Regions from separate parts of the Homo sapiens genome. Here regions 2, 3 and 4 are each linked to region 1. The links are chromatin contacts, found by Hi-C or POLR2A ChIA-PET in ENCODE. All regions are on one chromosome and are shown on one strand. The core of a region is the stretch at or near the end of the contact, and the rest is flanking DNA. Distances in the headings are between cores, read along the strand shown. Region 1 overlaps DTNB (dystrobrevin beta). Region 2 overlaps LINC01381 (long intergenic non-protein coding RNA 1381). Region 3 overlaps DNMT3A (DNA methyltransferase 3 alpha). Region 4 overlaps DNMT3A (DNA methyltransferase 3 alpha).

Evidence for each region. A loop is a pair of places that touch in the nucleus more often than their neighbours do. ChIA-PET counts read pairs that join two places held with the same protein, here RNA polymerase II (POLR2A). Pooled maps may share reads with other maps.
Region 2: a loop to region 1 is called in a map with no recorded cell type, with 8 times the contacts of the local background. The contact joins two enhancer-like sites. A Hi-C loop is called at or near these places in 11 of 37 single-sample maps with no recorded cell type and 4 of 50 pooled maps. POLR2A ChIA-PET finds 5 or more read pairs at or near these places in 4 of 52 experiments (A673, HCT116, OCI-LY7 and 1 more).
Region 3: a pooled map shows a loop between it and region 1 (4-fold over the local background). The contact joins two enhancer-like sites. A Hi-C loop is called at or near these places in 1 of 37 single-sample maps with no recorded cell type and 6 of 50 pooled maps. POLR2A ChIA-PET finds 5 or more read pairs at or near these places in 2 of 52 experiments (activated CD4-positive, alpha-beta T cell and endothelial cell of umbilical vein).
Region 4: a pooled map shows a loop between it and region 1 (5-fold over the local background). The contact joins two enhancer-like sites. A Hi-C loop is called at or near these places in 3 of 37 single-sample maps with no recorded cell type and 8 of 50 pooled maps. POLR2A ChIA-PET finds 5 or more read pairs at or near these places in 6 of 52 experiments (WTC11, activated B cell, activated CD4-positive, alpha-beta T cell and 3 more).

Annotation. Positions count from the first base shown.
Region 1 is chr2:25,583,848-25,590,119 of GRCh38, reverse strand. All of the region lies in intron 6 of DTNB (dystrobrevin beta), which reads left to right. Among named protein-coding and RNA genes, the nearest start is that of DTNB, 87 kb to the left of the region's middle. Within about 2 kb of position 2,564, at least 3 of the 41 ENCODE cell types and tissues checked have a DNase peak (open chromatin) inside an H3K27ac peak, as active enhancers do.
Region 2 is chr2:25,207,201-25,213,472 of GRCh38, reverse strand. LINC01381 (long intergenic non-protein coding RNA 1381) reads right to left here. Exons shown (of 2, transcript NR_132378.1): 2 at 4,271-4,499. Among named protein-coding and RNA genes, the nearest start is that of LINC01381, 6.0 kb to the right of the region's middle. Within about 2 kb of position 3,077, at least 6 of the 41 ENCODE cell types and tissues checked have a DNase peak (open chromatin) inside an H3K27ac peak, as active enhancers do.
Region 3 is chr2:25,268,474-25,274,745 of GRCh38, reverse strand. The region is part of intron 6 of DNMT3A (DNA methyltransferase 3 alpha); the gene reads left to right. Among named protein-coding and RNA genes, the nearest start is that of MIR1301, 57 kb to the left of the region's middle. RefSeq lists enhancers at 1,196-1,696, 4,191-4,781. Within about 2 kb of position 1,250, at least 19 of the 41 ENCODE cell types and tissues checked have a DNase peak (open chromatin) inside an H3K27ac peak, as active enhancers do.
Region 4 is chr2:25,299,245-25,305,516 of GRCh38, reverse strand. It overlaps DNMT3A (DNA methyltransferase 3 alpha), which reads left to right. Exons shown (of 23, transcript NM_022552.5): 3 at 5,274-5,378. Among named protein-coding and RNA genes, the nearest start is that of MIR1301, 26 kb to the left of the region's middle. Within about 2 kb of position 3,881, at least 6 of the 41 ENCODE cell types and tissues checked have a DNase peak (open chromatin) inside an H3K27ac peak, as active enhancers do.

The DNA of each region.
Region 1 (6,272 bases), core at 1,315-3,814:
GCATCTCCAAGCTTCTGGGTGCCACCGTGTTTGCTGGTGCCAGCTGTGGAAGCAGCTTGCAGTATGCCTGGTCCAGTGCAACCTCACAGAGAGCCAGGGCCCGTGCTGGTGCCTGGAGCTGCCTGCCCCACTGCAGCTGGCATGCCTGGCTGTGCATAGTGGCCGGACCCCACACTCCTTCACACTCGCTTCACTGCTCTGCACATGGCTCGCCCTTGGTAGGCATGGGATCCAGGCTGGTAGCGTGAGCCGAGTGCAGCCTGCCAGGCCGAGTGGGTGGAACGAGTCCAGTGGGCCCAAGCAAAACTCCGGCAAAGGTGCCACTGGCCACAAAGGAAAAGCATCACCCCAGGAATCCTGTAACAATATTGACTTTAGTTCGAAGAGTTCAACCCACCTTGCACGGAATTTTTAATTTGATGCCTATCTTTATGAAAAGGAAACCTGAGGCTGGGCATGGTGGCTCACGCCTGTAATCCCAGCAGGCCGAGGTGGGTGGATCACCTGAGGTCAGGAGTTCAAGACAGCCTGGCCGACGTGGTGAAACCTCGTCTCTACTAAAAATACAAAAATTAGCCAGGCGTGGTGGCGGGCGCCTGTAGTCCCAGCTACTCAGGAGGCTGAGATAGGAGAATTGCTTGAACCCAGGAGGCAGAGGTTGCAGTGAGCCGAGATGGCACCACAGCACTCCAGCCTGGGCGACAGAGTGAGACTCCATCTCAAAAAAAAAAAAAAAAAAAAAAAAAAAAAAAGAAAAGAAAAAGAAACCTGAATAAGCAAAGAATGGAGAGAAAGGGAGAAGTGAGCAGATAGGAAAGTAGACACACTCTTACAATCAGTGTATGCAGGAGATACTGTTGATAACACTTTATTGGGCACCATGCCACATTTCCCTTGATTCACGGAGGCAGTGGCAATTGTATAAAAATGGGATTATACTATTGCTGGTTAATTTTAAGAATAACAACAATATTTCATGCCTGGAGGTGTCCTCCGATTGCATTTGACAAAATATTCTCTCCAGCTATGTAGCGAAATGATTTTTCTCCTCACTTTGAAGTGAGATGTCTTTTGGATGTTCTGACTTTGTTTTCCTGGACATTGAATAGAGTTTGGCAAGCATTGCCTGGCAGGTGTATCTATATTTGTTATTTCATAGGTATTCTAATTAAGGAGATTTTATAATCTCCGTTAGCAACCCTTTGCTACTGTGTACTTTGGTGTGGATTAGTAGTGTTTCATTGATTTGAAGACACTTTTTCATATCTTAATATTTCTGATGTTGAGATATATAGCCAATGATACCTCACAATTGCAGTTGGTTAGGCAGTGGTTATGATGGGCTGTCATTTCCTGCACATGTGTGAACTTGATCATAGCTGATCATTTGTTGTCACTTCAACTGAGTTGTATCCACTTTTGGCACTACATGTGTTGTCATTTAAAATGTCCTCAGAGGCCAGGCACAGTGGCTCACGCCTGTACTCCCAGCACTTTGGGAGGCCGAAGCAGGTGGATTATGGAGTCAAGAGATCGAGACTATCCTGGCCAACATGGTGAAACCCCGTCACTACTAAAAATACAAAAATTAGCTGCGCGTGGTGCGTGCGCCTGTAGTCCCAGCTACTTGGGAGGCTGAGGCCAGAGAATCGCTTGAACCTGGGAGTCAGAGGTTGCAGTGAGCCGAGATCATGCCACTGCACTCCAGCCTGGCAATAGAGGGAGACTCCGTCTCAAAAAAAAAAAAAAAGTTCTCGGAAGAGAGTATACTGTGATTTGGCATTAAAGACAATGTTGTTATAAATGCAGAAAGGTGTGGACAGAATAGAGGGGAATACACTGGATGTTAGTAAAACAAATATTCAGCATTGGAGGAATTCCATATTATTTTGCAAAGCAACAACCAGGTGCTTTTTAGAGCCTTTTTTTTTTTAAGGAGGCTTTATAGAGCCTTTTTAAAAAAGAGGATATCCCCAAATAGATGAAGCTGTATTTTTTTATTACTGAGATATAACCAAAATAATTTATTGTCACACTAAAGCATTGCATCTGAAGGTAGACCAAACTGCCAAGTTCCCCTGAATAGATGAAAGGAATTTCAGTTCATCAAGAGGCTGGTGTGACCAATTCACATGTCACGAAGGATTATGCTTAATTAAGTCATTGAGTTAGTTAAATTGGCTGAGTGCTTTTCTTTCTTAGGGGTAGAAAAAAAAATAATGGTGTGTCTTACAAGTGATCTTATAAGTGCATCTTAGATGGGATGAAATGCAGGGTGTAGAATGGGTTTTATTATGATCAGGTCTCTATAGTAATGAGGCCTGTCTCACTAGCATACTTAGATTGAACAAAATTGTAGAGACCTAGAAGTGAGATTTTATTCTAGTTGGGCCTGTGAAGGAGAGAGTGTCTTACTAAATGAATCCTTACATAGAAATGACAAGTGGCTTCAAGATTGTTTTCTTTTTAGAAAAGGATTTTTGTTAGCAGTACTTGCTGTCCACATGCTCTAGGAAAGCACCCCTTCCCCCCGCTTCCCCACTGATGATTCATGAGCTGAAAGAAGTTCCCCAGCCTGTGGGGTGTGGGGCTGTCGGTCCAGGTCATTCTTGGTGTTCATTGGTGGCACAGTCCAGTGTGCAGTCCCATTCTGGACTTCCAGTGTCCCCTCTGCCTTACTGCTTTATGTATGACTAACTAGTATTCAAGTAAAGCAGAAAAATTCATCACCCAAAAAACGAAGGACCCTGGTCTTCTCGTCACTTTATTCAGTGGCTCAATGGCAGCCTAAGGAAGAGGAGTGTGCTTTCTCAGATGTTGGTTTTATTATTCCTTTTAATCATAAGCAAATTTGAGTTTAAATCATCATTTTGCAATACAGTTCTGTTGATGTCCTTATTTTTCATAAAAAACTCGACTCACTCCTCATTGCCTGCTGGATAAGCTGCTTAGCATGACGTTGTGGCTCTCAGCAGTCGAACCACAGTCTACCTTTTCACCGCCATTCCTGATTGCTCCCGCTCTACCCCATCCCTCTCCTGTTCCTACCCTTAGCATACCATGGGATCTTTTTAGCTGTTGCCACAGGGCCATGGGGTTGCACTGTTTACATCCCCCTCAGTGTTGTGCGAGAGCATCTGTGTCTCCACAGCCTTGCCAGCAGCACATGTTCCCACACTTGAATTTTTGCCAATCTGATGGGTGAGAAATGTTATCTCAGTGTAGTTTTGATTTGCATTTCTCTTGTTTTGAGTAACCTGTTTTGAGTGAGTCAAAGCAGTCAAACTTTTTGTCTTTGTTTATATTCTTAGTTCTCACTGAAATGCCAGTAACCCCTGACTTTCTGTCTCTCCTCCAAAAAAGGCTTCAGATTCCACATCCTAGCAAAAATATGCCTTCTTCTTTGATGTTTTTAATCTTTCATCTTAGGATTGTGTCCTCTTCTCTACTTCCATGACATGTTACCTACAGCTCAGTTATGCCCTGAAGGGAGGGACCTTGCTCTCCTTCAGCTTTCCATCCCCAGTGACTGACAGTGTCTGGAAAACGATCGATACTATTTCCTGGATTAATTGAATGATTTTTTAAACTTTTTTTTTTTTTTTTTTTGGAGACAGAGTCATGCTCTGTCGCCCAGGCTGGAGTGCAGTGGCGCAATCTCGACTCACTGCAACCTCCACCTCCTGAGTTCAAGCAATTCTCCTGCCTCAGCCTCCCGAGTAGCTGGGATTACAGGTGCCCACCACCGCACCTGGCGAATTTTTGTATTTTTAGTGAGATGGGGTTTCACCATGTTGGCCAAGCTGGTTTCAAACTCCTGACCTCAAGTGATCCGCCTGCCTCAGCCTCCCAAAGTGTTGGGATTATAGGTGTGAGCCACCGCACCTGGCCGCCCGTGCTTAATGAAGCATTTTAAGTTAAGTATGACATGAGAAAATTAGTAATTTTGGTTTGAATTCTAATGAAAGCTTAAACTTCATAATGTATTTGCATCCTCGTTTTCACTGATATTATTCCATGATTTTTTCAAAGGAAATAATCTTTGCAATGAGAGAAATATAGTATTTCAGAATATTTGAAGTTTTTCTAATCTTTCCTTTATCCATAACAAATAAAAATATCTCTAAGAAAAAGCAGAGTAACATTATATTATTTTGTCATTATAAATTACTCTTATTTTCAAAGTCCAAAATAAATCTGTGATGTGGGGAAATTCAGTGTGAAAATAATTGAAAGACTGCCCCTTTCAGTTACAACAACTCTGTAACTCTGATTAATGTATGTTTGCCCTTGTCAGATAAAATATCTCTGTAACTATACTCAGAAGTTTGCATAAAAATGTTTTAACCTGAAAACTTTAGAAGTGTCCCTTTCAAGACAGTTAACTAAATGTCATACATCATTTAAATGATAAGGCAATGGGTAAATATTTCTATGTTGCACATTATAGGAGTTTTTGTTGGAAATGATGAAGTTGGAGACTGTAGCAATGATGATCTATAGCTAAATTATTTTATTTTCTCATGTTATTTTATTGATACTGGATTTTTCATTTTTAAGGGGTTACTCCTCTCCCCTTTTAAAAATGGGAAGAGGTAGTCAAGGGTGGAGGAAGGGAAGTGAGAATGGCATGTAGGGTAATAGTTGTCAGTCTAGATTAGAATAACAAAGAGCAACAAACAAACGCTTGTTTCTAAGAAAAAATATGAGACTGCATACAGTGATAAAAGCAGTCTCAGTGTTTTATAGAGGGAGGCATAAATCATGGTGGTTTCGCTCAGTGGATCAGGCAGCTGTTAAAAGGATTAGAAATGAAGAATTTGTACAAAACAAGATGTTTAATAGAACGTTAAGTGAAAAAACAGATGATGTATTCATATCTATTCTGTTCACAAGTATGTAGAAATATATATACATCTGGAGGGAAATAGAGAAAAATGAGAATTGTGGGAATGCATGATTTGCATTTTATTATAGTTCATATTAATATTAAGCTCTTAAAAATAAGGAGAAATGCAAAGAATGTGTTCAACTCAAGAGCAAAAACAAAATAAAAAGATAGGGGACAAAAAGAGCCAACCTGCCTTTCATAAAATTATTTATTGAGTCATGGAATTTTAGAGATGGGAAGCCTCTCCTAACAGGTCTCAAAATTTTTGGTCTCAGGACTTCATTATACTGTAAAAATTATTGAGGACCCCAAAGAGCTTTTATTTATATGGGTTAAGTCTGTCAGTATTTCCATATTAGAAGTTAAAATTGAGGCTGGGCATGGTGGCTCACGCCTGTAATCCCATCACTCTGGGAGGCCGAGGCAGGTGGATCACGTGAGGTCAGGAGTTCAACACCAGCCTGGCCAACATGGTGAAACCCCGTCTCTACTAAAAATACAAAAATTAGCTGGCCATGGTGGCACACGCCTGTAGTCCCAGATACTTAGGAGGCTGAGGCAGGACAATTGCTTGAACCTGGGAGGTGGAGGTTGCAGTGAGTCAAAATCGAGCCACTGCACTCCAGGCTGGGCAAAAGAGTGAGACTCTGTCTCAAAAAAAAAAAAGTAAAATTGAGAAATAAAAGAAAACTAAGTCACTTAAAAATAATGATGAACCTATTATATGTTAACATAAATAACATTTTTATGACAAATAACTATTTCAAAACAAAAATTTAATGAGAAGAGTGCCATGGTTTTGTATTTTTGCTTATCTTTAATATTTGCCTCTATAGAAGACACATGGATTCCCATGTTTGCTTATCCATTCAATCTGTTGTGATATGCTCTTTTGGTTAAAATTTGGAAGAAAATTTGGCCCCGGACAGCTATATAGTTGGGAAAGGGAGAGTCTTTTAGTAGCCTTTTTAGATAATTGTGGCTTCGTCACATTGTCTCTGGAAAACCCCACTGTACACTCTTCAGAGAATTAGATTGAAAAAGACCAATAATGTCTTAGTATTATTATGAAATATTCCAAAGCTCCGTGAAACTCCATGAAAATGTTTAAATACCTTCCAGGGGTTCCCTGATGACACTGAGAACTGCTATTTTAGCCCTTGAAAGATGAGAAAACTGAAACTCAGAGATGTTCAGTGATTTTCTCCAGATCACGTGGTTGGTGGAAGACAGAGTGCTTGGACATGGCTCTGCTAGTTTCATTCCTCATGTTTTTGGAAAACGTCATATATGGTGTGACTTTAGGACAATTTTTGGAGATTGATCCTAAGTTTATTTATGAGGGTCTTCAGAGATATCAAAATCTAATTCTACCTTGTCA
Region 2 (6,272 bases), core at 1,828-4,327, 380 kb after region 1:
CTGGGCTGGGCCCGCTGGACCCCGAGCCATGCCACGGTGCTTCTTGAACTGGAGTCACTCGGGGTGGGGAGGCAGCCTGCCCCACAAAAGCAGCACCCCCTGGACTTAGCCACGCCTCTCTAGTCAGCCCCTCTGGAAGGGCCTCTCAGGCCCTGGGGATCCTAGGCAGAGGACGCTCTAGGCCTGTGGACAAGCCTGGGAAAGAAGCCAATAAAGGAGCAATTTCGAAGTGAGAACGTCCAGAAACGTGCTGATGGCCTAGGTGGGAGGAAGGCCCAGTTGGAGGAGGAGAGGGAGGGCAGTGGCATGGGTTAGGGTCAGGAGATGTGTCAGGCGGAACACAGAATCCTGTCTGGCTGATAAAATGGGGCTTGGCAGAGCTTGGAATAGATAGGGAGGGTTAAGAGCTGCGAGGCGGAAGATGCTTGAGGTGGGATTGATGAGAGGAAAAGGGTCCCAAGAACTGCCATCTGGATTTCTGTATAGCTGAAGGCCATATGCAAAGGTCTGGCTGCGTAGAATGGGCTATCTACATCCAAAGGGCAGAGAGAGGGGCCCCTCAAATGCTGGATGGAGCAGCAGGAGCTGCCTTCATTTCCAGCATGAAATTGGGCTGCTGTCACCATGACAGAAACTTTCTGATCAGCTCGTCCTCCACCCCTTGAACCCCAGCAGTCGAATCATACTGTGCTTGTCATGGTGACATATTACGGGACCAAGTGCGTAACAGAAAGTAAATGGACTCTGAGAGAGTCCAGAAGGATGCCTGGATTGTTCGCAGAATTGAACAGACCTTAGGAACTGGAACTAATACTTGATTCTCTCTCCTCTCTTCTCGCACTGTCTCTCTCTCCTCTCTTGCTCTTGCTCTCTCGTGCTCTCTTCAAGTCTGTCTTGTTTTTGTTTGGCTCTGCTTGGCCTCCTCTGTAAACAGTCTGACTCCAGGTGGGGGAAACTTGCCCCCTGACATCCCTGAATTCACATGCTCCTAGCTTACAGCCTTGGTGGAATTTTCCCCAGAGCCTTCTATCAACTCCAGAGAAGAATTCTGACTGGTCCTGCTCAGTCTGGCACCATCTCATTATTGGGTAGTCTGATTGCCCAGGCTGGAGGGCTATGGCTGAAGGACCAAGGGCAGCCTGTTTCCAGAAGGAAATGGGATGGAAAGGGGCTGGTCAGCACTAAAACAATAGCAACCAGAGGCCGTTACACATGGTTTTCAGGATAAAGTAAAAAAAATCGGCCGGGCACGGTGGCTCACTCCTATAATCCCAGCATTTTGGGAGGCCGAGGTGGGTGGATCACGAGGTCAAGAGATCGAGACCATCCTGGCCAACATGGTGAAACCCCGTCTCTACTAAAAATACAAAAATTAGCTGGGTGTCGTGGCACGCACCTGTAGTCCCAGCTACTTGGGAGGCTGAGGCAGGAGAATCGCTTGAACCCAGGAGGCAGAGGTTGCAGTGAGCCAAGATCGCGTCACTGCACTCCAGCCTGGCAACAGAGTGAGACTCAGTCTAAAAAAAAAAAAAGTCAAGATAGCAGAGGCCCTCCATCAAAGAGCATGCTGTCTAGTTAGGGAGATGAACTTGGAACAACAGAGGGCAACAGAAAGTGCTACTGGTGGCTGTCCTCAGACCACTTTGAGACCACTCAGCTCTTGAAAAAATTAGAGTACAAACATGGTATCCCTACTCTGTAACCAATTAACTCACATTTTTTAGGCCACAGCAGCTGGAGGAATCAACCCTAGGAAGATGGATCCTAATTATGGCAGGAGTGCAGTGTGGCAAAGCAGAAAATGCAGACAGATTGAGTTTAAATCCTAGCCCTCTACCAGCTGTGATAATCAACTCAACCTTTTTAAAGACTCAGCAAATAAAATTGACACAATTAGTAGCCTCCTTCCTAGGCTGTTGTGAGGATTAAGATATGTATATTAGGTGTTCACTAGAGGATATAAACGAGTACTCAATAAATGAGATGTAGCCAGGTGCGGTGGCTCACACCTGTAATCCCAGCACTTTGGGAGGCCAAGGCAAATGGATCAGTTGAGCTCAGGAGTTTGAGATCAGCCTAGGCTACATAGTGAAACCCTGTCTCTACAAAAAGTACAAAAATTAGCTGAGTGTTGTGGCTCGTGCCTGTGGTCCCAAGCTACTTGGGAGGCTGAGGTGGGAGGATCGCTTGAGCCTGGGAGGTTGAGGCTGCAGCGAGCCAAGATTGCACCACCGCACTCCAGCCTGGGAGACAGAGTGAGACTCTGTCTCAAAAAAATAAACAAGTTGCAACCTTATGGTACAGTATTAAGACTTATTACTAACAATGACTCTTGCTGCTGTGGGCGGAAAGCCACCCAGGTGCCGAAGCAAGAGACTGAAGGCACAAACTGTTCCAGTATAATAAAGAAAATAGAATAAGAAAAGTTATACTAGAAATAGGATATAGAGATGATTATATATGGATATTATCAATCATTAGTTTTAGTATTAATCTGTGCTTTACTATTATAACCGAGGAATAACCAGCCAGTACAGTCAGGAGCTGAAGGAACATTGTGAGAAGTGACCAGAAGATAAGAGTGTGAGCCCTCTGTCAGGCCGGACATGGTGGCTCACGCCTGTAATCCCAGCACTTTGGGAGGCCAAGGCAGGCGGATCACGAGGTTAGGAGATCGAGACCATCCTGGCTAACACGGGGAAACCCCATCTCTACTAAAAATACAAAAAATTAGCTGGGTATGGTGGCGGGCGCCTGTAGTCCCAGCTACTCGAGAGGCTGAGGCAGGAGAATGGCATGAACCCGGGAGGCAGAGCTTGCAGTGAGCCGAGATCGCACCACTGCACTCCAGCCTGGACGACAGAGTGACTTCGTCTCAAAAAAAAAAAAAAAAAAAAAAGAGCGTGAGCCCTCTGTCACGCCCGGATAAAGGCCGCTTGTGGGCTTGTGTTCCTGGGAAGGCACCTGTTACTTAGCGGACCATGAAAGGGGGTTTCCCTTTCCTTGGAAGAGTTAGAGAACACCTGCTCCACCAGCCTCTTGTGGGAGGTTGGACATCAGCCAGTCTACCCACAGACATCCGGAGGCTTAAACGTCTCCCTGTGGTGCTGTGCTTCGGTGGTCACACTCGTTCACTTTCATGTTCTGCCTATATACCTGGTTCCCCTCTTAAGTCCTTAGAAGATAGCAGTAGCAGAAATAGTGAAAGTATTAAAGTCTTTGATCTCTGATAAGCACATAGAAAAAAGGCTGATGCATGATGTCCTCCCTCTGCTTCAGCTACCACAAAGGGAAGGGGCCCCCTGTCCGGTGGACACGTGACTTGCTTGACCTTATCAATCACTTGACATGACTCACTCTCCTTATCCTGCCCCCTTGCCTTGTATACAATAAATAGCAGTGCATCCAGACATACGGGGCCACTACCGGACTCTGCACATTGGTGGTAGTGGCCCCCTGGGCCCAGCTGTCTGTCATACTCTCTCTTAGTCTTGTGTCTTATTTTTCTACAATCTCTCGTCTCCGCACATGAAGAGAAAACCAACAAGGCGCCATAGGGCTGGACCATACATGCTGCCACAGTGAAATTGTTGGAATCCCAGCCCCAGCTCCTTCCCTCTTTTCTGAGTGATCCTTGCTTCCCAGATGTCACCCCAAGATGCCTTTCCTGGGCAAAAGTAAGGAATCCCAGCCCTAAAAGGCAGATGGGCAGGATACTTTGAGGACCTACTTTGGGCTGGATGCCTGGCAGCTGGTTTGGCTGCAAGGCCCAGAAGCCCACTAAAGCTGCTGAAGTCAAGGGGGACTTAGAATAACCATGACAGCATTTCATGGAATTCAGTTGTAGGAGGCAGGATGGGCATCAGCGTAAGCAGGGTTTCCCAGGTGGCTGCTCTCTCTGTCTATCCTTCCATCAGGGACTGTGTATGCCCTGCCTCTGCCCTTCTGTTGATCGGGTTCCTTCCCTTGCCCTCGGTCACTGATTTCCAGCTGGCACCCTCATGGCTGACCCCAAAGGTCTCATGTCCCAGCCTTCATAACCTTCCAGTCCTTATACTGGCACCAACTGACTCTGTCTCTGACTTCACACCAAGTTTCTGGGACAGAGACTGTGGTTGCCTGGCTTGGATCAGGGTCACATGGGTTCAATGAGCCGTGACAAGTGATGGTAGAAGTGCACTGTGGCACTGCAGCCTCGACCTCCCAGGCTCAAGTGATCCTCCCACCTCAGCCTCCCAAGCAGCTGGGACCACAGGCACAGGCCACCACGCCTGGCTAATGTTTGTATTTTTTTGTAAAGACGGGGTTTCACCATGTTGCCCAGGCTGGTCTTGAACTCCTGACCATCTACTGACAAGGGATGGCTTCTTTCTTTGACAAGGGAACACTTCTAGCGGTGAACACTTCAGAGCTGGCATCCCAGGCTCTCTCCTCAGCTGCCTGTTCAAATCTGTGCTGGGTTGGTGGGCTGCCTTGTGTTCTAGCTTGGCTGATAATATCTGGAGAAGAAGAAGAAGAAGAAGACGTGTGAACACTTTGAAATCGAAATGTTGGTGTTAGTTTCCTAGGGCTGCTATAACAAAGTACCAGAAACCAGGTGGCTTAAAACACAGAAACTTATTGTCCCACAGTTCCGGAGGCTTAGAAGTACAAAATCAAGGTCACAGCCACTTTCCCTCTGTGTCTGCGTCCTCGTATGGCGTTCTCCTTTTTATGGGTATCCACATTTCCCTCTGTTATTTTTATTTATTTATTTATTTATTTATTTATTTATTTATTTATTTATTTTGAGACAGAGTCTTGCTCTGTCGCCCAGGCTGGAGTGCAGTGGCGCGATCTCGGCTCACTGCAAGCTCCACCTCCTGGGTTCACTCCATTCTCCTGCCTCAGCCTCCCGAGTAGCTGGGACTACAGGCGCCTGCCACCAAGCCCGGCTAATTTTTTGTATTTTTTTTTAGTGGAGACGGGGTTTCACCATGTTAGCCAGGATGGTCTCGATCTCCTGACCTCGTGATCCACCCGCCTCGGCCTCCCAAAGTGCTGGGATTACAGGCGTGAGCCACCGAGCCCCAGACTATTTATTTATTTTTTTGGAGACAAGTTCCCGCTCTGTTGCTCAGGCTGATGTGCAGTGGTGCAATCACGGCTCACTGCAGCCTCCATCTCCCAGGCTCCTCCCCCATCAGACTCCCAATAGCTGAGACTACAGAAGTGAGCCACTATGCTCGGCCCATCTCCCTCTTATATAGACACCAGTTCTATTGGATTACGGCCCACCCCAGTGACCTCATCTTAACCTGATTACATCTGCAAAGACCCTATTTCCAAATAAGGTCACATTCACAGCTACAGGACTTCAATCTATATCTTAGGGATTTACAGTTGAGCCCGGTTATAAGTGTCCACACTGGGTATGGTGGTGTGTATGTATAGTCCAGCTATGTAGGAGGCCAAGGCTGGAGGATCGCTTGAATCCAGGAGTTTGAGACCAGCCTGGGCAACATAGTGAGACCCCCATCTCAAAAAGAAGAAAAAGACTAAAATGTCCGTAAATAAAATGTAGTGGGAATACAGCCATGCTCATTCTATGGATCGTTGTGACAGAGACTATACACAAAGCTTAATATATTTACTATCTAGGCCTTTACAGAAAAAGTGTACCATTCCCTGCCTTAAAGGATGGGGTGGGAGTTCACAGGACAGAGAAGGCCAAGGGCGTCTTAGGCTGAGAGGACAGCAAAGCCAACCACAGCAAAGGTCAGCAGTACAGCTGGTGGACGGTGGTCCTGGAGCTCTGGAAAACAAGGCATCTCAAGAGTTCGAGTTAAAATAGAAAGCATCTTGAGTTGAACACCTTCAGGATCATGGCTTCAGCTTTTCTCCCTGGTGGAGAGGACAGTGTGGGAACTGGAACCCTTTCACACAAGCAGCCCAGGACGTATCTGGAAGGAGAAGAGGCCTGGGAGGAGCCCAGGATGTCTGTGGAGTGACCTCAGCTGGTCCACTGGAGGGAAACCCAAGTCAGGCTGACTGTTTTTCTCTGGGAGAGCCAAGGGAACCCCAGGGGCACTGCGTTATTTGCTCCTTTCCTGTCTGATTGCATTTTCCTCTGGCTGCCCCAGGGAACCTGTTTCTGAGCCTGATGGTCCACTTCCAAAGACCAGGCCTCTTGCAGCGGGAAATGTTTGGGAAGCCCCTTGTGACGTCTCCTCCCTGCCTGGTGGAGAGACTTCCCTTTTTGGTAGTAGCTGGTCTGTGAGTGGTGAGACCAC
Region 3 (6,272 bases), core at 1-2,500, 310 kb after region 1:
GACCCTGGGCGTATACGGTTCCTGCTCTCATGGAGTTGACATTCTGATGGGGGAGACAGGCAGAACATAAAGAAACAAGGGGCTGAAATAGAAGATAGCAGAGGCCTGCTTTAGTTGGGGTGGTCAAGACAGGCTTCTTGGAGGAGGTGGCATTTCAGTTAAGGTCTGAAGGAACCGAAGAGCTGGCTCTGTGAGGAGTGGGGTCAGGGAGAGTGTTCTAGGCAGAGGAAACAGCACCAGCAAGGCCTTGACTTGTTTGGCAAACTGTATGCCAGGGTGAAATGGCAAAGGAGAAAGGGCCAGATGCAGCCAGAGAGGCAGGCGGGGCTCCACACATCAGTTGGAGACCTGCAGAGTCTGCCCAAAAGCTGGCTTACTTCTGACAATACTGGGCAGCCATAGAAGGTTTCTGTGCACAGGAAGGATGTGATGTGGATTTGAGAGGCAGCAGTGGAGACAGAGAAGAGCTTTGGGGTGTATTTTGGAGCTAGAATAGCTAGGGCTTGCTGATGGACCGGCAGGGAGGGGAACTGGTGGACTCAAGGAGGACTCACAGGGGTCTGGCCTGAACACCTGGTGATGGTTGTGCCATTTGCTCAGATGGGAAGACCCAGGGGAGGATGAGTTTGGGACAGGTGGGAATTGAGGGCTCCGTGTGAGATGCCAGGTGCCTGGAGTCTGGGCTGTAGGGAAGTACGGGCGACAGAGGTGGGATTTGAGAGCAGAACCCTGGCATTTAAATCCATGGGAACTTAAGGGCTCAGCAAGGGGAGAAGGAGGAGAGACGAAGTCTCAGAACATGTCCATGAAAACCCCGACATTTCTGGGCCACATGGAGAGGAGGAGTGGCAGGCAGTAGGGACTGAGGGAGAAAGCAGTACAGAGCGGTGTCTGGGGAAGCACGGGGTTTTCCCAGAGGGTGGCTGCCCAGCCCTAGGGAAAGCTGAATTCACTGAGACATGCCCATGGCGTTGGACAACCTGGAAAGGAGCTGGTGACTTTATAGAGAAGCTTCTGTGGGGGTCGGGGAGGTGGGAACAGCCCGTGGAGGGCTTCAGCCATGCAGAGAGGTGAGAAAATGGAGGCTGAAAGACTGAGGAGGGAAATCAACTCGCCACGCACAATTTTTGAGCTGTCTTGTATGTTTGATTAGTAGAGAACTGGGTACAAAGAGAAGTGGGTGGTGACCTAGCTGCACAGGAAAAGAGAGGAAACTGCCACCACGTGGGGCACTTCACGTGAACTCAGCTCTCATTTCGTCTTTACCCCAGGCCTCCAGGGGAAGGCGGCCCTGTTTGTCTGTTCGCCTTTGTGTGAGAGCTTTCTCTAGAGAAAGTGCAGAACAGAGGCCAGGCGCGGTGGCTTACACCTGTAATCTCAGCACTTTGGGAAGCTGAAAGGAGGTCAGGAGTTCGAGACCAGCCTGGCTAGCTTGGTGAACCCCTGTCTCTACCAAAAATACAAAAAATTAGCCAGGCGTGGTGGCTCATGCCTGTAATCCCAGCACTTTGGGAGGCTGAGGCGGGCGGATCACCTAAGGTCAGGAGTTCGAGACCAGTCTGCCCAACATGGCAAAACCCTGTTTCTACTAAAAAGACAAAAAATTAGCCGGGCATGGTGGCAGGCGCCTGTAATCCCAGCTACTCAGGAGACTGAGGCAGGAGAATCACTTGAACCCGGGAGGCGGAGGTTGCAGTGAGCTGAGATCACACCACTACACTCCAGCCTGGACAACAAGAGCAAAACTCTGTCTCAAAAAAAAAAAAAATACAAACAATTAGCCAGGTGTGGTGGTGCGTGCCTATAGTCCCAGCTACTCAAGAGGCTGAGGCAGGAGAATTGCTTGAACCCGACAGGTGGAGGTTGCGGTGAGGCGAGATTGAGCCACTGCACTCCAGCCTGGGCAACAGAGCAAAATTCCGTCTCAAAAAAAAAAAAAAAAGAGAAAGTGCAGAACAGGGTGGGGGTTCTGGCTGCTTGATTGTTTTCTTTTCCTCTGGGATCCAGGAAGGCAGAAATTACTTTCCCGGAAGAGCCCGGAGAAAGGGCAGCCTGTCTGAGGTCTGGGAGGAGAGGCACTTACCCCTGTGCGTGGAATGTTGTGTTTGGGGTGGAAATTCAGGAATGGGGCTCTTCTCTCCAAGTCAGTCGCTGCACTCCTGGGTTCCCCGCAACCCAGAAACAGGGGCTTTGCTTTTTAGCTCCTGGTTCTGTGAGCGAAGTGTTTCTGTTCTCATTTAGCCCTGGGGCAAGAAGCTTAGACTATGACTTTTAGGAACCGGAAGAACTTTCAGAAATTCCATGATTCTCAAACTCTGCTCCCTTGAAGAAGCAGTATGGAGGCCTGCCCTCAGTTACAGTGAAAAAAAGGGTTCTTTCCTCAACTCCCAGGAAAAATTAGATCATAGATACATTTTCTCAATTTTAGGTCTCTACTAAAATTTAAAAAGACTTTTTTGGGCTGGACGCAGTGGCTCACACCTGTAACCCCAGCACTTCGGGAGGCCGAGGCGGGTGGATCACCTTAGGTCAGGAGTTTGAGACCAGCCTGGCCAACATGTTGAAACCCCATCTGTACTACAAATACAAAAATTAGCTGGGCATAGTGGCGGGCACCTGTAATCCCAGCTACTTGGGAGGCTGAGGCAGGAGAATCACTGGAACCCAGGAGGCAGAGGTTGCAGTGAGCCGAGATTGTGCCACTGCACTCCAGCCTGGGTGACAGAACGAGACTCTGTCTCAAAAAAACAAAACAGACTTTGTAAAACTCATGAACATTTTCTAACATATGCAGAAGCAGAGAGTAGTGTAACGACCTCCCATTGCCATCACCTGGCTCCAGCAATTATCAAAAGATTTTCTAGTAAGTCTTCAACCCTTGGCATTTGCATCCCCACTCCCAACCAATGAAGGTAGCAGTGGGCATTATTAGAAAAACCAAAATGTTGATTTAATTTAAAAGACTTTAGTACACTTGACTTGCAATGTGGAGATCTCCAAACAAAATATATTTTCTGCTAATAACATTATTCCTTATTCCTATGCTGTAATTAAAGAATCCATGAATTCCAGTACAAGTTTTAGAACTACTGATCTCATTTTCAGACTAGGGGACTTGGGGCTACCGAGTTTTATAACTGGCCACAAGCTCCCAATGAAGAATTGGGAACAGGACTAGAATGGAATTAGAATTTACGTTTCCTATTCCAATGTGGGGCCCAGGCCCTGACTGTCACACAGTCTCCTCCTGGGCTATGCCTGGGGTTAGGAAGGGGCTAGATGCAGGTATCAAGAATGGGGAAAACACAGGTAGCTTTCAAGATTCCCAAGTCGCCCTCAGACTCAAGAGTAGTAGCTGTTGCTATCAGGCCTGTTTTCTTTGTTTGTCTGTTTTTGAGACGGAGTTTCACTCTTGTTGTCAAGGCTGGAGTGCAAAGGCTGGAGTGCAATGGCTCACTGCAGCCTCCGCCTCCTGGGTTGAGGCGATTCTCCTGCCTCAGCCTCCCGAGTGGCTGGGATCACAGGCACCTGCTGACACACCCGGCTAACTTTTTGTATTTTTAGTAGAGATGGGGGTTTCACCATGTTGGTCAGGCTGGTCTTGAACTCTTGACCTCAGGTGATCTGCCCGCCTTGGCCTCCCGAAGTGCTGGGATTACAGGCATGAATCACTGCACCCGGCCTATCAGGCCTGTTTTTGTTTTTTGGTTTTTGTTTTTTTGAGACGGAGTTTCGCACTTGTTGCCCAAGCTGGAGTGCAATGGCACAATCTCAGCTCACTGCAACCTCCATCTCCCAGGTTCAAGCGATTCTCCTGCCTCAGCCTCCCGAGTAGCTGGGATTACAGGCGTGCACCACCACACCCGGCTAATTTTTTGTAATGTTTTCTAAGTGGTGTAACAACAGCACAGACATTTCTCCTCTTTTCTCAGTCTCATTTTGCTCTCTGACATTTGAGCCCTTCTGAAACTGCCTCCCTGGGCCTTCCCAAGGCCGCTGCAGGTTCCTCCCCACCTCCTTCAGCTGATCTCAAGCGGCAACCTCTGTTAGCTGCATCCCCAGATCTCCACCCCCCACCCTCTGCCAGTGTTGATCCACTGACCCCTTACCCACCCTCCTAGATCCAAGTACCCTCCTCCTCCCAAAAAAGGCACCTCCCCTCCTGACAAACCACCCAGCCTTCAGGACCCAGCTCCAGCTGTTCCCCAGGCAATATCACTTGAAGGGCCAGCCAGCGCTTCCTAATCTCAGAATGCAACGCCTGCAACCTTTCATTCAGGGCACCTTTACTGAGCCGGTTTCCAGAAGCCTCCACAGCTGAGTGACATGTAAGATACTGGGACTACCAGAGGCATAGAGGATTCCTAGTTTTCCCATGATAGGATGAGGGCTCATAGCACCTGCAGAAAGAGCTGCCCTGAATGGGGCGTAGACGAATGCTGCCTGGGGTCATCTACGCATCAGCAGGGGTGGCTTCTGGCTTTTGACGGTTGAACTGGAATTTAGGGGAGGGCTGAGGAAGGCATTTCAGAGGGAGGAATACAGCAGGCACATACCTCTCGAGGCACAAGACACTTGGGCTTTTCAGGAATGGGAGTTTGTTGTGGTGGTGCACAGCGGGTGTGGGCAGAAAGCAGCTAGGAAATGTGGCTGGAAGGTGGGGCAGGGGCCAGAAGGAGGAGCTGCCACCAGACCCCAGGCTGCACCAGCCCTTCCCCTAGGCTGTGTGCCCCACCTGGGGGGCTTCTTCCCTGGGAACGCACTCCCCAGCTTAACTTCCTTCTCCTTGCCCACCCTTGTTGGACCACAGTTACTGAGTGAGCCTCTCCCAGATTACCCCCTTCAGGCTTTCCCTCCCCCAAGATTTAAGACGACTCAGAATGTCACAAAATGAAAGAAATGGAAAATAAGTGAACGGGGAAAATGAGACATTTCTGCAGTCCCTGAGGCTGAAGTGAGAATTCCTGCTGGAGCTGGGAAGGAAGTTGTTGTCTTCTGTCTGTTCCATCTCCTGTTGCTGTTCCTTCACCTGCTTACTAGTCCTGTAAGGACTAAGCTCTGTTTTAATCATGATCACACCCTGCCATAGAACCTCCAATGGCTCCCCATTGTCTCCCCCATCATGTCAGATACCCTCTGGCTATTTCTCAAGTCTTCAACCCTTCGACCTCCACAATCAGCCCACCCCACTTTCACTACAGTCCTCTAATAGAAGGGTGTCCCCTAGGAAGGGACATTGCCATGCTCCTTCCTTCCTTCCTGTCATCGTTCCTGCTGTGATTTCCCCAGTCCATTCTTCAGGGTTGAGGCCAAGAGCTGCTGCCTCCTCCAGGAAGGTTTCCAAGATTTCTCCAGTCCACAATGACCTCTTCCCTTCCCTGAATCCCTGTAACCCTCACTGGGGTTTGTTTGTTTGTCTGAGACAGTTTCACTCTGTCTCCCAGGCTGGGGTGCAGTGGTGCAGTCTCTTGGCTCACTGCAACCTCCACCTCCCAGGTTCAAGTGATTCTCGTGCCTCGCCTCAGCCTTCCCAGTAGCTGGAATTACAGGCACGCACCACCACACCCAGCTAATTTTTATATTTTAAGTAGAGATGGGGTTTTGCTATGTTGACCTGGCTGGTCTCGAACTCCTGACCCCAAGTGATCCGCCTGCTTTGGCCTCCCAAAGTACTGGAATTACAGGCATGAGCCACTGCACTCAGACTGTCCTTACGGTTAATATTACTTAGCACTCAATCATATTTCATCAGGGTATTTTTCACTGTTTCTTATGTGTTGATCACATCTTCCTCTGTCTGGCCTAATGCAATGGGCAGGGAGAACAGGCCCAGTGAATACCTGCTGGCTGGCTAAGCAGTTGGGAGGTAGGTGAATGTGGGACCACTTCTCTGGGAACATGAGATCTTAGATTTCCACCATGACAAGGGCCCACACACTTGATTTCGAGGTGGTTTTTCCAGGGGTGCTGACAGGTGTACCTGGAGGATGGCATGGGGACTGGTATGGACAGCCTCCATGGGTAAAGGGGGGCCAGAGTCTCCTCCATCCTGTATTCCTGCCATTCTCACCAGGCTTCTGAGCTGAGGAGAACCTTCCTTGGCCTGGCAGAGCTGGCCAGGGCTGTGGGGAGGGCAGGGTAGGGCAGTTCCTCCTCCCAAAGGAAGGCACTCCCTTAGCTCCTCTTCCTTCTAATTCTCAGAGCAAAATGCACTCTGATGGAGGGCTTGAGGGTTAGGAAGGGCCTCTCGCTTCATTAGCCCTCCCTGTAGC
Region 4 (6,272 bases), core at 2,632-5,131, 290 kb after region 1:
AAAGTGTAAGAATACAATGAAATAACATATGTGAAGATGCTTTGTTAATTACCACGTTCAGTGCAAATGTGAGAGATTATTATCGTCATAGCCCAGCGCATCAGAATGAGACGTTGTATATGGCTTAAAATAATCCATCCAGTGAGCAGTGTTGAAATGTAGGTCAGATCGTAGCCTCAGATGTTTAGAGAGAGGAACCACCTAATCTCACAGGCCACCAAATGTGAAGGTGCTTTGAAAGCTGCAAAGAATGACATAAATGCAAAGTGACAATTATGTTTAAGTCTAGAAGGGACGTTTTAGTCCTCTTGTTTCCTAATCTGGAATCGTAAAGATCCGAGAGGCACTGGAACCTCGTACACAGTTGTATTTGTACGGGTTTGTAGATTTGTACGTGTGTCTCTGTTTGCGTCTATGGACTCACGTCAGGCACCTACTCTGTGACAGTCATTCATCAAGTGCCTGCCTTGGACTAAATGCATCCGTCTAGGCATTCTGGATGCCAGCATGAATCAGACACCCACACTTCCCTCAAGGAGCTGACCGTTGCCTTGCTGGGTAGGGGAACTATAGGAGAGGAAGGGTCTTTCAGCTCAGTCTAGGCAGGGGATGGGAGGAGGGGGCCTAGGGGCAGGGAATCCAGGATAGGAGGCTGGAAAAGCGAGTAACAGTTTGCTGATAAACCTGAGGGGAAGGTGGTGTGGTCAGAAGAACAGTCTATGCCTAGGGGCTGAGGCCGGAAGCAGTTTGCTTTCGCGCTTGGTGCTGTCTGTTGGGACCACAGTGTGGAGAAGAGACCAAGGCGATCCAGCCAAATCCTGGGGACCGCCCTGCACATGAGCTGAGGAGCTTGGCTGGATCCTCCTGGCCCCCGGGAACCCCCGTGGCAAAGGTTTAAGCTCTGCAGAGTGGCATAATCAGCTTTGCATTTTGGAAAGCTCCTAGAGCCCCAGTATTGCCACATATCTTGCGGCAAGAGCGCCCGCCAGATGTTGGGCTCTGTGTGATAGTGAGGGATCGCTGCATATGGTGGGCGGCGTGCTGGGATTTGCACGAGGCAGGGAGAGGGGGATGGGGAGGATGGAGTGGGAGTGAAGTACGAATCAGGATGTGTGGAGCGGGGGAAGGTAGCAGTTCTCGAGTGACTATCACGTGTCAGCTTTTGCTACATCACCTCATTTAATTCTTATAACATCACTGTGAAGTAGATATCATCCCATTTTATAGATGAGGAAAGCAAGACTCAGGGAGGTTAAAGAGCTTGAGGTTACTCCTAAGCAAAGAGCAGAGCGAAACTCCCAGCCCGGCTCTGCCCTCTCCAAAGCCTACGTGTCTGGAATTTCCACCCCCTCCCCTCTGCGCTGGAAGTGTGGACGAATTCAGTCCCCTGGCTTGACAGATGAGGAAACCAACCTGGGCTCAAATCTGTTCCCGCGAACTGTGTTACTGTTCTTCAGCTGTCCCATGTCACCACGGATCAGATTCTTTTCTTTCAGAGTATTAGCAACGCCTCCTAATTCAGGGCTACTTGCAGATTTGATAAGCATGTTTTACATTCCTTTGCTCAACCCATCAGCAAAGATATGGAATAAAACAGACCCCGTGACAGATGCGAGAATGAACCACTTGCTACGCTTCCTTGGAGCCATTGAGGGGCACGGCCCAAGCCATCTGCTCACCCTTCTTGGCGTGTTAGCCCCCTCCCTCCGCAGAGGGAACCTCAGGCAGGCCCAGAGCAGAAGCATCGCTTCCCGCTTTGCCCTAAGACTCCATCGCGGAAGAGTTGGCAGAAGAGAACATGCTTTTCACAACGCTGCTCTTAGGGCCAAATGTCAAGGGGAAGGGCCAGGAGTTGTTCAGACCTGGCTCTCGTGGAGACTCCAAGCACGACCCAGAAGCATGCGGGGCCTGAATGCTGGGCCAGCCGTAAAGCTCCTTGCACCAGGTGTGGGGTACACACAGCACCCCTGCCTGGCACTCCCCGCCCTCTCTGGACCTGTCAGGACCTGGAGAGGTGGCCTGGCACCGGGGGGTCCACCCCTTCCTCCTGGGCTGGGTTGCACGGAATTGAATCCAACAGGGAAAAAAATGTGCCGAGCACCTACAGGCCCTGCACACGTGGTGTAGGTGAGAGATGCCAGCAGGACTGCATATGGCAGAGGGGTGGCCTGTCGGGGCCCCCAAAGGCTTTCTCCGCATGCCCAGTGGAAGCTGGTGCCCATCGTGAAATGTCAAGCGTCTTTATTTTTAGGTCATTGCTGTGTGGTAACTGTGGTTCCCTTTCACTGATCAGACGCTCTGGTTGGCTTTCACATCTCTGATTAGTTCAGAATAAAAGAAAGTCAAATGACTCCCTCTGTCACAAATGCAGCTTGTTAAAGAAATAGTTTAAAGCCCAGAATTTATGGGCAGTAGGAGTTTTTCCAGAATCTGCCCTAGGCGCTGGGGATTCAGCAGTAAACAAAACAGACAAAGGGGCAGACCCTTTGTGAAGCTGTCTTCTCAAAACCTGAGAAGCAGACAGGATGGACACCTCCCTACCCCCATTTTATGGATGAGGAAACTGAGGCTCCGAGAGGCTGCTCCTGTAACTAGGAAATGGACAAGCTGGGCTCATGCCCACTTTGCTTTTTCCATGACCTCACATGACCCCTAATGATTTTACAAGTGCTGATCAAGACGGTGCCCATTTGGCACTGGTTGAATCGGATTAGAAGCCCCACCTCAGCCTGAAATTCTTAGCAGTTGTGTAGATCCAATCAGAACCTTCACAAATACTAAGCTGCACTGGCAATACGTCCTCTCTGTGTGATCCTTTCTTACACTCGGGGGTCTGGGGTCTTCAGAAGATGGTTCAGAAGCAGCAGGCCTCCCCTCCCATGGGGCGTGTGCCCTTGGGCACCCTGAGCCCTCATGAAGGCTCCCGCGAGTTTGCTCCTCCTCCCACAGCCTTTCTGCCCTCACCGCCCGTCTGCTGTGCTTTCCTGAAAAGAGCCCCTGAAGGATCTCCGGCCTCGGGGCTGGCCTCTCCCTCCACAGACGGCACGGGGCTCCCCAGTCCCCTGGCATCCTTTCCAGATGCTTCCTCTGCTGTGCTCCTTAAATTGCCCTCTTTGGTCCTTCTCCAGCCCTCACTGCCGTGTCACTCTGCACAGCTTAGTGACAGTGCTCTTGAAGGTCAGCCATTCTGACCCCTAGCCAAGCCTCCTCATCCTCAGTATCTTTCTCAGACAGCTTTGGTCTCCAGTGTTGGCAGCCCTCCCCTTCCTTGCTCCCACAACACACCAGGGTCCTCTTCTGCACCTCCGAGCATTCTCTCTCTATCTCCTGTGTGAGCTCTGCCTCTCTCCAGCTTGACTGTGGCCACCACCTATGCTAAGACCGGGCACCTCTGTTCACCCTCCATGTGCATGTCTTTGGAGGCCTCCCAGAACTTGAGCCATGATGGTCTGCCCTGCAGACATGCCTCAGCTGGAGGATGGATGGAGGGGCCAGGGATGCTCTTCCCGCTGGTCTTATGTCTACAGCTGGTCACAGTAGGTTTCCATTTGTGTGTCCCACTGTCACCTAAAAATTAATGTGGCAAACCACAAGGTATTTTGCAATCACAGAAAATGAAAGTTGAGTAGGTTGTTGAGGGCCATCTTACTCAGGTCTCCAGGAGAGCTGTGGACCCTCTTCTACCTCTGTGCTGCCAGCACTGCCCTGGGTTGGCCCCTCCTTGGGGAGGGCCCAAAAGCCATCTTTGGCTCCTGACATCGTGCAGGGTATGAAGAGCAGCCTGTGGCCCATCTGCAGGGTCAGGACGTCTTTCTCCCCACTTCCCCAGCATCATTTCTGCTGGGGATTAGTCATGCCAGAGCCCAGCTGAGTCAGAAGGGACTTGTGGGTGGTTTGTGGCCAGGCTGGAGTAGTGAGGCAGGACTTTCTAGGTTTATGTCTCTGTGCCCCAGGAGACAAGCATGTCAGGGCCCAGCCGTGCACAGGTGTTATGTGAGGGGCGGGGAGTAAAACAAACTTCTGTTCCAAACTCGGTGAATGCAAGAGATGGAGAGGAGCTGAGATTCGGTCCCTGAGATCCTCCTGCAGGCTGACAGGCATGCGCGGTGCCAGCTCCACATGGCAGGGGTGTTCACAGCTGTACAAGTCCTCCACTTTCCATAGTTGTCCATTTCGAGTATTGCCTGGACTTCAAATAGATATTGCTAAATTTAATATTTCTTTTCACTTGATTTTCTTTTTTTTTTTTTGAGACAGTCTCGCTCTGTCTCCCAGGCTAGAGTGCAGTGGCGTGATCTTGGCTCACTGCAACCTCTGCCTCCCAGGTTCAAGCAATTCTCCTGCCTCAGCTTCCCTAGTAGCTGAGACTACAGGCGCGTGCCACCATGCCCGGCTAATTTTTTGTATTTTTAGTAGAGATGGGGTTTCATCGTGTTAGCAGGATGGTCTCAATCTCCTGACCTCATGATCCACCTGCCTCAGCCTCCCAAAGTGCTAGGATCATAGGCGTGAGCCACCATGCCCAGCGATTTTATTTTCAATAAAGGTGATTCATTAAGTAGATCACAAATGTAATTGTGTATCTGTGAACAAAAGCTTTCTCATATAAATAAACTTTTAACTCAAATCCTTTATCAGAGCTTGTGTTATGATTTTATGGTTCGGAAAATGTGGTCATAAAGAGAGAGAGATGCCTTCCGGGGGGACAGCAGCGTCTGCCCTGAAGTTCCCCAAAGGATGTATTATTTATATATATATATATATATATATATATATATATATATATATATATATATATATATATTATATTATTTAGATATATAAATATATATCTAAATATATATCTAAATAATATATTATTTAGATATCTAAATAATATATTATTTAGATATCTAAATAATATATTATTTAGATATATATATGGGTGTGGGTATTTTTATAGAGATGGAGTCTCACTATGTTGCCCAGGCTGGTCTCAAACTCCTGGCCTCAAGGGATCCTCCTGCCTTGGCTTCTCAAAGTGCTGGGATTACAGGCATGAGCCACGGTGCCTGGCCAAGGATATATTTTAAGTGGGGCTCTGAGGGGTGCCTCAAGCCTCATCAGGCAGGAGGGGAGTTGGTGGGGGCATATTACACAGCCCTGGAAGTGTGGCTCGTGGGACAGGAGGAGGCTGGGGCTGGAAGGGAAGCCAGGGCCAGCCCCAGACAGGCCTGGAATGCTACACTGCTGGGATCCACCTCTGGCCTCACAGGCTGTGTCTGTGCCTGCAGGACGGAGAGGAGCAGGAGGAGCCGCGTGGCAAGGAGGAGCGCCAAGAGCCCAGCACCACGGCACGGAAGGTGGGGCGGCCTGGGAGGAAGCGCAAGCACCCCCCGGTGAGTGTCACATCCTACACACCCTCCTGTGCACACACACAACACACACGTGCCTGGCCTGTCGATGGCAGTGATGTATGTCCTGCAGGGACCTGGAGACATTTAAGACCAGGTGATGGGGTATACCCCTCCAGCTGCAGGTACCCCATTCTTCAAATCCCACCCTCACATTTCCCTGTTTTCTTATTTATTTATTTACTTTTTTACTGAGACGGAGTCTCACTCTGTTGCCCAGGCTGGAGTGCAGTGGCGTGATCTCGGCTTACTGCAACCTCCACCTCCTGGGTTCAAACAGTTCTCCCACCTCAGCCTCCCAAGTAGCTGTGATTACAGGCACGCGCCACCATTCCCGGCTAATTTTTGTATTTTTAGTAGAGGCGAGATTTCGCCATGTTGGCCAGGCTGGTGTCGAACTCCTGACCTCAAGTGATCCGCCCACTTCAGCCTCCCAAAGTGCTGGGATTACAGGCATGAGCCACCGCGCCCGGCCACATTTCCCTGTTTTCTGCATAGAGAAGTGGAGGCCCTGAGAAGCCAGGGGACTTGGCTGGTTGGTCTTGGGCCTAAGACTTGGACCAGGCCCCTGACTCCTGGCCTCCCTCTGGAAGGGAAGCAAGAGGGCCTGCCAGAATCCCAGGCTGGACTAAGATCTCCCTGGACTATCTATGAAGGCCCCTCCCTACCACACTCTCACCCAGGGTCTCAGCCCCCACCTGGAGGAAGGGAACTGAGGCCTGGGAGTCTGATCAAATGGGAAGGGGGAGATGCAGGCTGAGGAGTCTCTGTGAGGCAGCAGGAGAACCAGGGCCCTGGGGAAGGAAGTCCTGCAGGCATGTAGGCTGCAGGGCCAGCCCCAGCGCCAGGCTTCTGGGAACCAGTGCCGCTGAGGCCTGG